Linked DNA regions of Homo sapiens: region 1 is linked to region 2. Evidence: read pairs that join two places in POLR2A ChIA-PET (ENCODE). Cell type or tissue: HepG2. All regions are shown on one strand. Each heading gives the region's core, and the rest is flanking DNA. Links, peaks and the distances in the headings are about the cores only. Region 1 has its middle 36 kb from the start of PAQR8. Region 2 overlaps TRAM2 (translocation associated membrane protein 2).

Region 1 (5,489 bases), core at 187-5,186, 220 kb after region 2:
TATATACTTGTAAAGGAAAAGAATACATTCAGAAGGTAGATGAAAGGGGCTTTTAGGGTTTGCCAGCAGTAGATAAGACAGATGTAGAGAGCAGCAGCTTGGATGGAGGGAACTCAGAAATGAGCTGTCCAAGTAGGATTTTTTAAAGTATAATTTTTTTTATTAAATGTGATAAAACTTCCTTTTCACCAGGCTTCCTAAAGACATAAATTATCTTTCAAGGTCTTGGGAGGTAGATTCGTGTGTCTGATTAGCGTGGGTTCCACATGGCAACAGGCCTCAAAGCAGAAGCACACAGTACTTGATTTATTTGTTGGGGTTACACAAGCTTCCCTGCCTGTTCTGCTGTGGGACAGCCTGGAGTCCACACCCACACTAGCCTATTTTTGGTCTGGGTTGGGTAGCTTACAAGGAAGGTAAGAGGCCAATTGACCCCTTATCAGTAGTTTCATTAACCAAGCCACTCCCAGATTTTTATTTGTTTGGTGGGAGGTCTGGGTCATCAAGTGGGGAAACTTCCCCAGAACAAGCTACTAAGTCTCCGAACAAAGGAACACAAAAGGTGTTACCATTTTTTCCTGAACAATTGGTGGGTTTTTTGTTTTTGTTTTTTTTTGACAGAGTCTTGCTCTTTTGCCCAGGCTGGAGTGCAGTGATGTGATCTCAGCTCACTGCATCCTCTGCCTCCTGGGTTCAAGTGATTCTCCTGCCTCAGCCTCCTAAGTAGCTGAGATTATAGGCGTGTGCCACCATGCCTAAGGGAGGAGACCACCCCTCATATTGTCTTAAGCCCAATTTCTGCCTCCAAGAAAGAAGTAAAAACTAAAAGGCAGAAATGAAATCCACAGGCAGACAGCCCGGCGCCACACCCTGGGCCTGTAGTTAAAGATCAACCCCTGACCTAATCGGTTATGTTATCTATAGATTACAGACATTGTATAGAAAAGCACTGAAAGTCCTTGTCCTGTTCTGTTCCGTTCTAATTACCAGAACATGCAGCCCCCATTCACGTACCCCCTGCTTGCTCAATCGATCACGACCCTCTCACGTGGATCCCCTTAGAGTTGTGAGCCCTTAAAAGGGACAGGAATTGCTCACTTGGGGAGCTTGGTTGTTGGAGACGTGAGTCTTGCTGAAGCTCCCAGCCAAATAAAGCCCTTCCTTCTTTAACTTGGTGTCTGAAGGCTTTTGTCTGTGGCTTGTCCTGCTACAGCCCGGCTAATTTTTGTATTTTTTTTTTTTTTTTAGTAGAAATGGGGCTTCACTATGTTGGCCAGGCTGGTCTCGAGCTCCTGACCTCATGATCCGCCTGCTTCAGCCTCCCAAAATGCTGGGATTACAGGCGTGAGCCACTGCACCCGGCCACTAAGCCCTTTTTCTTGTAGTTATCCTCCTATGAAGATAGCAACTTTATCCAAGGTTCGTTCCCCCTCCCAGGGCAGGCTCCATTCAATGACTGGTCAATGTCCCCAACATGGGGACAACTCTTCAGGGTCATCCCAGTTCCAGAGACCCATGTGGTGCAAGAAAGCAGGCGCTGAAGCTGGTCACCCACCAACTGGCTGGAAAGAAGGAAAAGAAAATCTGGGGACCCAATTCACTATGCCAAAAGAAAAAAACATTAAGCTGAAAGCTGAGTTATGGAAGAAACTGCCTTTCCTTTTGTTCCTAAGCAAATAACTACAAATACAAGGCTAAATATCTCCACAGGAGATATTTAAATAAAAGGCTAAATACCTCCATTCTATGTTCACCTTATATAAAGTGCCGATTTACTGAGCACAATATGAATACATCATTGACTATCCCCCTACCTACTCCTTTTCCCTTGCAACATGTAGACTACCATACCCTCCTTCTTTCCCCTCCAGCCCACTTTCCCTCTTTGGATATTGAAGACCTCAAATTCATCTTTAGAGAAAGTCACAGACCACAGATTACTTCTGTGATTCTGTGTTTCTTTCTTCTGGGCATGTCCTTAACCTTGGCAAAATAAACTTCTAAATTGATGGAGCCCTGCCTCAGATACTTTCTGGTTGACAGACCCATCACGGGTGGTTGGTAGAGCATGGATAAAGCCTTGCACACAGTAGCAGAATGATTGCTAACACTTTCTGGAAGGGCATACCTTTGGAAGGGAATGCACTGGCTGGGGCAATGGAACCAGTATTTGAGAAGCATGAGGAAATTAGCAATTATAAGGACAGTAGGATCAGATGACTGTTGCTGAGGGCAAAAGATGTTCTGGAGAAAGACAAGGAAAGGCTGAGGGTGATTAACCCAGCAATTAAATCAGCTAAACATAAAAGTCAGAGGGCTTTCTTGTCAGTACAAGGAGACTCTCATCTATAGCTGGAGAACAGACAAGGTTGAAGATCAGGCTAGGCACTGAAGCACAAAAGTACAAGGTTCCAAAGAAAAAAGATTAAATTCTCAGCAGCTAAAGGAGGAAAAGGACTACAGGAGCTGCAGGACCTGGTCAGTCTGCACCAGCAGAGCTGAAAGAGATTGAGGCAGGAGAATAGGGCCTAGAGACAGCGAACTTAAGGCCAATTTGTGCTGACTTCCTAAAAGAGAAAACACCAAGTTCTGGGAGCAGGAAATCTAAGGCCAATTCATGCTGACTTCCCAAAGCTGGATCAAAAGGAAAACAAGTGGGACTGAAGGCAGGCAACCTGAAGCCAATTAACACAAACTTCCTAAGGCTAAACCAAACGGGAAAAACTACATCTCCCTACTCCGAGTAACAAAGGATCAAAGGCTACTCTCCCTGCAACCCTCCCCCTTCCACCACATACCAGATGGAAAGGGACAGTGCCTTGGATTAGCTGCAGGCCGAGCACGGGCCGTCCCTTTTATCTTCATAGGGCCCCAATTCACCTCAGCCTTTCTTTCTTTTTGTTTTGTTTTGTTTTTTGAGGCGGAGTCTCACTCTGTCTCCCAGGCTGGAGTACAGGGGTGCGATCTCGGCTCACTGCAACCTCCGCCTCCCGGGTTCAAGCGATTCTTCTGCCTCAGCCTCCTGAATAGCTGAGACTACAGGAGCACACCACCATGCCCGGCTAATTTTTGTATTTTTAGTAGAGACAGGGTTTTACCATGTCAGCCAGGCTGGTCTCGAACTCCTCACCTCGTGTTCCGTCCGCCTCAGCCTCCCAAAGTGCTGGGATTACAGGCGTGAGCCACTGCGCCCGGCCCACCTCAGCCTTTAATTAGCCACAGACCCAATCCTTCATCCAGGTAAGGGGTATCCGATAAGAACTTCAAACGGGGTACTTAAAGCCCAGAAAACTTTGTAACTGGGCCCTTGAGCTGCTTGCTTGAGACCACTCCCACCCTGCGGAGTGTTTTCTTGCTTTAATAAATTCCAGCTGTCAGGGGCCAGGCACAGTGGCTCACACCTGTAATCCCAGCACTTTGGGGGGGTCAAGACGGGAGGATCACCTGAGGTCAGGAGTTCGAGACCAGCTTGACCAAAATGGTGAAACCCCGTCTCTACTAAAATTACAAACATTAGCTGGGGGTGGTGGCGGGCACCTGTAATCCCAGCTACTCAGAAGGCTGAGGCAGGAGAATCGCTTGAACTCGGAAGGTGGAGGTTGCAGTGAGCCAAGATTGTGCCATTGCACTCCAGCCTGGGCGATAGAGCAAGAATGTCTCAAAAAAAACAAACAAAAAACACACCAAGGACCTGGACAACTAGTAGTCAAGACCCTCCACTGGTAATAAGATGATGTATGGGTTTAGATTCTGAGGTTATAGGATCAAGAGGAAGAGGCTGAGGGAGAGTTGATTGATATGGGACCATTTTTCTGGGATATAGGATTTAATATCCTGGCATGGACCCCAGTACACTGCTGGGATGGCTCTTTACACATTTGGAGAAAGTGATGCCCACATTAAATGAGAAGTAAATATCAGAACTTCTGTTGCAAACAGTGGAAAAAGGAATCAAATATCTCATAGAAAGGGGTATGTTTGAGTGGATTTGTTATGTAAGGATGGAAAACCCACCAGAGGACAATTTTCCATGGTAGGGTCCAGAGGACATTTCATTTACCAAAGCAATAAAGAAAGCTCTGATAAGAGGGACAATTCATCTTGACTGGAATCAACAAATATTTTAGCTTTGCCTCCGTCTTTCCTGTTTACAAGGCCCCAGACAGCACCACTGTCCGAGGTTTACAGAGTGTTTGATCCACTGGGAGGAGATCCTACAAAAGATCAAACTGGAATAAAGGACACACTTTACAACCCATAAGATGTGACAGTGAGTACATGGTCATAGGACTCAATGGCTCTATCCATACTGTTACAGGTAGATAGGCATGAGCGGGGCAGGAGAGTGCTCTCCCCGCACCCACTAGAAATGTTGAGTGATGGCTCAGCAATTATCGCATTGCCTCTCTAAAAATGATAATTTGGAAGCACCAGGGAGAGGCCAATTCCTGACGGTCCACACCTCTTAACATCAAAATGTTAATTGAATGCAGGCCCTAGGGATAAGCAACTTCCTGGGCATGCGTGTTAAGAGACAAAAATGTGGACGTATGATCTTCCAGGTACACTCCACTGGAAAAGGGAAGAAAGCCTCAGATGGGCATGCATATAACTCCCTATACACACAGTGCCTGCTCAATTCCAAAGGGTAAGGAAAGTACCACATATGAGGAAAGCCCACCCTAAGGGAAGAGTTATGGGAAAGAGGTGAGCCTGTAAGTCCTGGGATCAAGGTTAAAGACCCCCTTTTTTCTGTCTTCTTTTGCACCCTTTTCTTTCTTGGACATTCAGGTGTCCGGCTGAGTCTCTTTCAAGAGAATTTTCCATTCTCTCCTGTTCCAAAGACTTTTAAATAAACTTCCACTCCTGCTCTGAAACTTGCCTGGGTATTTTTTTCTGCTTTATGCCCCTCAGTCAAATTCTTTCTTCTGAAGAGGCACAGACTTAAGTTGCTGTGGACCCTATGGATTCACTGCCAGTAATTCGTGGTAACTCAGATCTTTTCCATCGCTAACAACACTGCACCACATAGAGCAGCAGAATGGCTTGTAGAGGTGCAAATGAGAGGCCAGCTTGAAGGTGATACTTTATAATGTATATCCTTTTTTTTTTTTTTTTTTTGAGATGGAGTTTCACGTTTTCACCCAGGCTGGAGTGAAGTGGCATGATCTCTGCTCACTGCACCCTCCGCCCACGGAGTTCAAGTGATTCTCTTGTCTCAGCCTCCCAAGTAGCTGGGATTGTATGTGCCCGCCATCACGCCCAGCTATTTTTTGTATTTTCAGTAGAGACGGGGTTTTGCCATGTTGGCCAGGCTGGTCTCAAACTCCTGACCTCAAGTGATCCACCTGCCTCAGCCTCCCAAAGTGCTGGGATTACAGGTGTGAGCCACCAGGCCCGACCCTTACAGAGTATATCCTAAAGCAACATCATCATATGGTGTGGTGTCCCAAATAGGTAGAACACACGGTTTTGAGAACCAAGCGGTA
Region 2 (5,254 bases), core at 1-5,000:
GCCTGGATGATCTCTTCTTGCAGTAACCTAAGTCTCTGTGCTGCCTAGCTCACCTCCCGTCTCCAGCCCTTTCTCTACACTGTGAGAAGAATGAGATTTGTGCAATGGAAATCACCTTGGGTTGTCCCCTGCTTGAAAACCATCAGTGGCTACCTCTCATGTGTAGGATGAAGTTCTATTTTTATATCTGCTGCTGTAAAGGGTCCTTCATAGGACCTGCCTTCTGCCAACCTTCCAGCCTCACTACCATCCATACACAGGCCCCTCATTTTCCCAGGGAGTCACATTTCTCCCTTCTCTCTGCTTTAGTGCATGCAGTTCCCTCAGCCTGTAGCACCCTTCCTGCCTCCTGTTTGCCTCTTCAGCCCTTCAGAGTGCAGATCAGGTAGAACGTTGCTGGTGAAGTTTTCCCTGGGGTGGGGCAGCCTCAGTTCTCACAGTCAGGAGCCTCTCCATCCTGAACCGCCTGTACTTGCCCTGTGAGAATGATGATTCTGTTGTGTTGTAAATGACTTTTTTGCATACTGATTTATCTGTCTGGGCTGCACATTTGAGCGGTGGTACCATTCCTACCTGGGATGGTGGTGCTGGGTGTGGGGTTGGAGCAAAATTCCTGAGTGTGGGAGTGGGGGCAAAACATGAAAAGCAAGGTAGGGCCACCTTGGAGTTGGAATGTCAGCATAGGTCCTGATTCTCTCCTGAGCAATAGGGAGCCATGGAGGACTATGGAACAGGGCCTGTGGAATTTTAAGATGGATCTGTTGTCTTTTCCGGAGCTTGGTCAGAGGGAGATGGCAGAAACAGCACTTGGGGTTGGTTCTTCCAGCTGCCCTTGGCAAGGCCATGGCCTTGGTTCCTTGTGTGGCCTTGGGTATGTGTGCAATAGGTGGGGGTGGGGTTCATAGCAGTGACTAGGAGAATGAAGGAAGAGAACCATGCTCCCAATTCCTCCCCTACTCCTGCAAGGCCTTGGCAGGAGAGCTGCTTTCCTCTTTCCTTCTCTTTGTGTGTGTCCGCCCCTTCTTATGCTCTTACCCTGTGATTTTCTTACAGAGAGATTATCTGTGCTTCTTGGCAAAAGCTTAAGGTCATTCGTGTCCCAGGCAGTTCCTGTCCCTTCTTGTAGCCCCCTGAAAGAGACTTACTTAATGGGCCTCGGGTGGGGGACACCTGGCCTCCTGGACCTTGCTCCAAGGCCTGCATTCAGCCCCAAGTGGGGTTTTGCACATTGAGCCATGGCCGAGGGTGTCTGATGCCTCCTGTCAACCTCTGAGACCCAGCTGTGAGTTCAGATGGGGGTCCAGCCTCTCCGTCTAATTTTTGGTTTTCTTCCTGGGCCACCTTTGCCCTGCATGAAGTCACCATCAGATTCCTGGGATGCTAGAGCTTGGAATGGAGACTAGCCTAGCAGGACTGAGAAAAAATCCCCAAGTCTTTTTATATTTTAGTTAAAACCCACTTTCAAGTTAGTCTAATGAGATTTTATACGTATATAACTGTGTATGTGAGAGAGAAACCTTGGGATATGGTATTTAAATATTGACATTTGCCCAGGCTTTGTTTATTTGGCTTAGGGGTATGCGGAGACTGGTTTGTGGCAAAGTGTGGGGAGTGTTTACCTGAGGCCCTGCCTTTGGTGTTATATTTGTATCTCCTGTTCATCTGTAGCACATTTTCCTGGGAACTCTTGCCTTTTATGTTGTTATTTTCCTTCTCCACTTTGAAGATGATTCTGAATATCCCCTTGTGAATATTATTTGCTGACAAACAGAGACATTTGAGTGCTGGATGTTTTTCATTAATGTTCTTGGCCTTGGTTTAAGACGCTGGAATCAAATCATCATCATGAAGTTCTGCTTATCGGGTTCCCTCACGTAGGTGGTCATTGGCCGGTCTTTGTAGACTCGAGCAAGATGGACTCAAACGCCAGTGCCGAGTGTGTTAGGATGCATTTCCCACAGGAGGAGGATGCACTGCTGTAACAGAGAGTGACAGGAAACCAAGGTGATTCAGAAGTGAGACACACATAGCAGAGGTCCCCAGCCTGACCTTGACTTCTAAAGCTACTGGAATGGTACCATGGCCAACTCCTTGGGACCCCTCATTTAAGCTCTTTTACTGACACACTCCTCCATGGAGTAGGGGTAGTATGGAAACTAGGACACAGAGATCACACATCTAACATTTAAAAAACTCATATTTTCACTTTCCGGCCTCAGTTTGCTTAGTTTAATGATAGGCGGAGGTTGACATCCAGGGTCAAGGCCTGTCTTTATGTGCCCCTACACAAATACCCAGAGGAATTTGAAGGCTTCCTGTGAGAATTGGCCTGCAGCCCTGCTGACGGGCCTGGTTTATGGCCCCCGGAGATGGCTTCACCCTGCTCCATCGCTGTGTGAACTCATGGTTCATTTTCTTAGCAGGCTCTAATCCACGTGCCTAGCTCTTCAGTCAAAATGTGGGGGTCAACATGCTGATGTTTGAAACTTTCAAGGTGGTGGAGAATAATTTGAAATGGTTGCAGCAGGTCACTGTCTGCCAACTCTGGCTTTCTCTAAGAGCAAACAAGCAAATGAAGGCAAATATACCTGGGTCCTGCCTGGTCCAGCTACCCTGAGTATGTGGAGACCTTGAATAATCCTTTTATTTCCCTGAATACCAGGAAATGCCAGAAGTTCCTTGGGGATGATTCTCCCTGGCACCCACTCTTGTTGCTTGCTGAAGATTAGTGACAGACAGGATGTCGCAGACACATCTATACTGATTAGAATGACCCTCCTCTCTTTTTGCTTTCTGTCTTACGGAGCGAAAACATCTTTAAAAACTACAGCTGAAATGACACTGTGCTACACCGGTGAGGGGTTTCTTTTCTGTAGTCAAGTCTAAAATATTACCTAATCTGAACTCTCCAAAAATAACTCACAACCTAAAATTTTTCACTCCATAATCCTTTCTTTTTTATGTTATTATTTTTAATGTATCAATGATACTGCATCAGAACAGGTGGCTTTTGGCCAAAAGTAAAAACATTTTGTTCTGACCAATGTGTGTTTTACTCATATCCAAACACAACCAGTAATATGAACTCTGCCCCATGATGCAGGAGAAATAAATATTAAGAATGTCACTATTCTGGAAAATTATTTTGCCTGAGCATTTAAAATTTTTTATGTAGTTTTTAGCTTCCATAAGGAATGGTTTATGAGTATGCTATGCTATCCAGATAAGGGGAAAAGCTACTTGGTGGGGGCAGGTGGGTGTGAGTGAGAGTGAAGTATATAATCAAGTGGTAAGTATTAGAAATACCTAGTCAGTGCTTTTTTTTAGGGGAGGATGAGAATATATATATTAAGGCTCTCAAAGAAGTAATACATTTACTTCAGCAAATTCGTATGTTTTATATAAGGCTATCTATAAAGCACGTAGAAGGCCAAGTTCAAGCTATACCAGCATAAATTGCATAAATACACAGTCTTCTTAAAGTTATAATTAACTTGTGGATATAAAGGCAGTGGGGAAGGGCTTTCCCTAGGCCACCCTCTGTTTTTCAGTACCCGATTAATTTCCCAAATTGGGGATGTATATTATGGCAAGTTCAAGCTTTATTCTCTTTTTTAAAAAGCCCAACTTCAAAGATTTTTTAAACCCTTTATTGTGACTCTTTCTACATTCCTCTGTATCCCAATATAAAGTTTAGACTTTTAAATCAATGACTGTAACAAACCAAGTAATATAATTTTATTGTGGCTATTCAAATTTCGAGTTTTTTTCATAAATACACAATGTCACTTTTAATCTAAAACTGCTATCAAAACTGTTAATAGTGAGTCTATTCAACATCGTGATCACAGGCTTGTAGAGAATCTGTTGTGTGCGTGTTTGTTTAGCTTTGCCTGATTTTTGTATCAAGGCAGTTTTTCAGGTGAAAAACCAGAATCTCTAGGCGTTGCTAAAAGCCACACAGAAAGGTACTGTCATAACTCTGCCCCCTGTGATTCAGGCGCTCAGCCCTCACAGACAGCCTCTGGCCCTTCAAAACGGAGATTTTCAGAAAGCACAAGTGAAAAGCATCTTTGTTTCAGCTGTATCTGCCTTTTATCGAGCAGTGGAGGGGCTGCAAACCCACGTCCATCACACCCCGACCACATACCTGGCGCATGCAGGTGATCAGTGGGCTTGGGACATAAACACTCCAGGAAAAAAGGCTAAAAGACTATTTTTTTTAAAAAAAAAAAAAACCCAAAAATCTCTTCCCCACCAATTGGGCGTAACTTTCCAAGGTTTTCTTGTCTGCCTGAAATTTTCCTATTCACTTCCTCCGCAGAAAGATGCAAAATCAATCTGGGGAAAGCCTTAGTGAAGACCCTTTGGCTTCCAAAAACAGGCCGAGCTGGGAGAAGAAGGGAAGTTTTAGGTACCTAATTTCCCAGCCTCAGCAGGACCTGTCACTTGGCTTTACCCTGTGTTTCTCAGGAAGAAAAAATGAGGGTCCTCACTGTCAGTCGTGGGACATATGTGTCTCTGTGTTTTGTCCTTTAGGTGGGAGGTGTGGTGTCCGTGGGACAGAAGTCATTAAGAGCAGAGCTGCTCCTGTAAAATAAGGCCTTCTGTACCCTGTCTGCCCCCGGGGGCTGGTCTGCCCACACAGCCCCTTCCAAGTGCCAATGCATGGATGTGTCTGCCAAAAAAAAAAAAAACAGAATAAACTGAACCAAAGGATTTAATACTTTAAAAGAGAAGCCATGAAACTGCTTTCATCACAGTTCTTCTCTTTTATCTTTGGTGACCAGCTAACAACTTGCAGTGAAAGGAGAACCTATCTGGGCATCTGGAAGCCTAGGTGTACCCAGTGCCTGTGGCTGGCAGGTGGTGGATTAACCCGAGAGGCCTTATTTTCTTGCTCTGTCAGACATAGGTGATACCCAGACCTTATCTTCACAAAGTGAAGAAGCAACAATATATTTTAAACTTCTGGAAAGACCTCTTAGAAAGTTTGTCAGTGTAAGGTTGCGTTTTGGGCATTGGAAAGTAAGTAGAATCAGGTAAAGTTTACCTTTTCGAGCTGAGGGTGAGAAGGACCTTTAAGGACATTCGTTCTGAGCTGCTCCTTTGGCTTTATCCTTCCCGTGCTTATCTGTGAAATGGGGACATGATTAGTACCTATCTTGTAGGGTCATTGTGGGGATGACATGAGATAGATTTATGTGAAGCCCTTGGACTCATGCATGGCACCAAATAAGCACTCGATAACATT

Evidence for each region. ChIA-PET counts read pairs that join two places held together with the same protein. Peaks named below come from ENCODE experiments on the same cell type or tissue, not always from the same donor. Only the 100,000 strongest peaks of a DNase experiment are listed, where the experiment ranks them.
Region 1: POLR2A ChIA-PET joins it to region 2 with 8 read pairs; 2 of 35 experiments call an interaction of 5 or more read pairs at or near these places.

The regions. Positions count from the first base shown.
Region 1 is chr6:52,323,332-52,328,820 of GRCh38, reverse strand. No RefSeq gene overlaps it. Among named protein-coding and RNA genes, the nearest start is that of PAQR8, 36 kb to the left of the region's middle. RefSeq lists enhancers at 1,868-2,474, 2,475-3,080. In HepG2, for the core only: no CTCF peak of the experiment used is centred there; DNase peaks (open chromatin) are centred at 390, 960, 2,150 and 2,770; H3K4me3 peaks cover 1,827 bases.
Region 2 is chr6:52,541,247-52,546,500 of GRCh38, reverse strand. The region is part of intron 1 of TRAM2 (translocation associated membrane protein 2); the gene reads left to right. Among named protein-coding and RNA genes, the nearest start is that of TRAM2, 33 kb to the left of the region's middle. RefSeq lists enhancers at 153-202, 253-432. In HepG2, for the core only: no CTCF peak of the experiment used is centred there; DNase peaks (open chromatin) are centred at 1,610, 1,980, 2,310, 2,620 and 2 weaker places; H3K4me3 peaks cover 2,352 bases.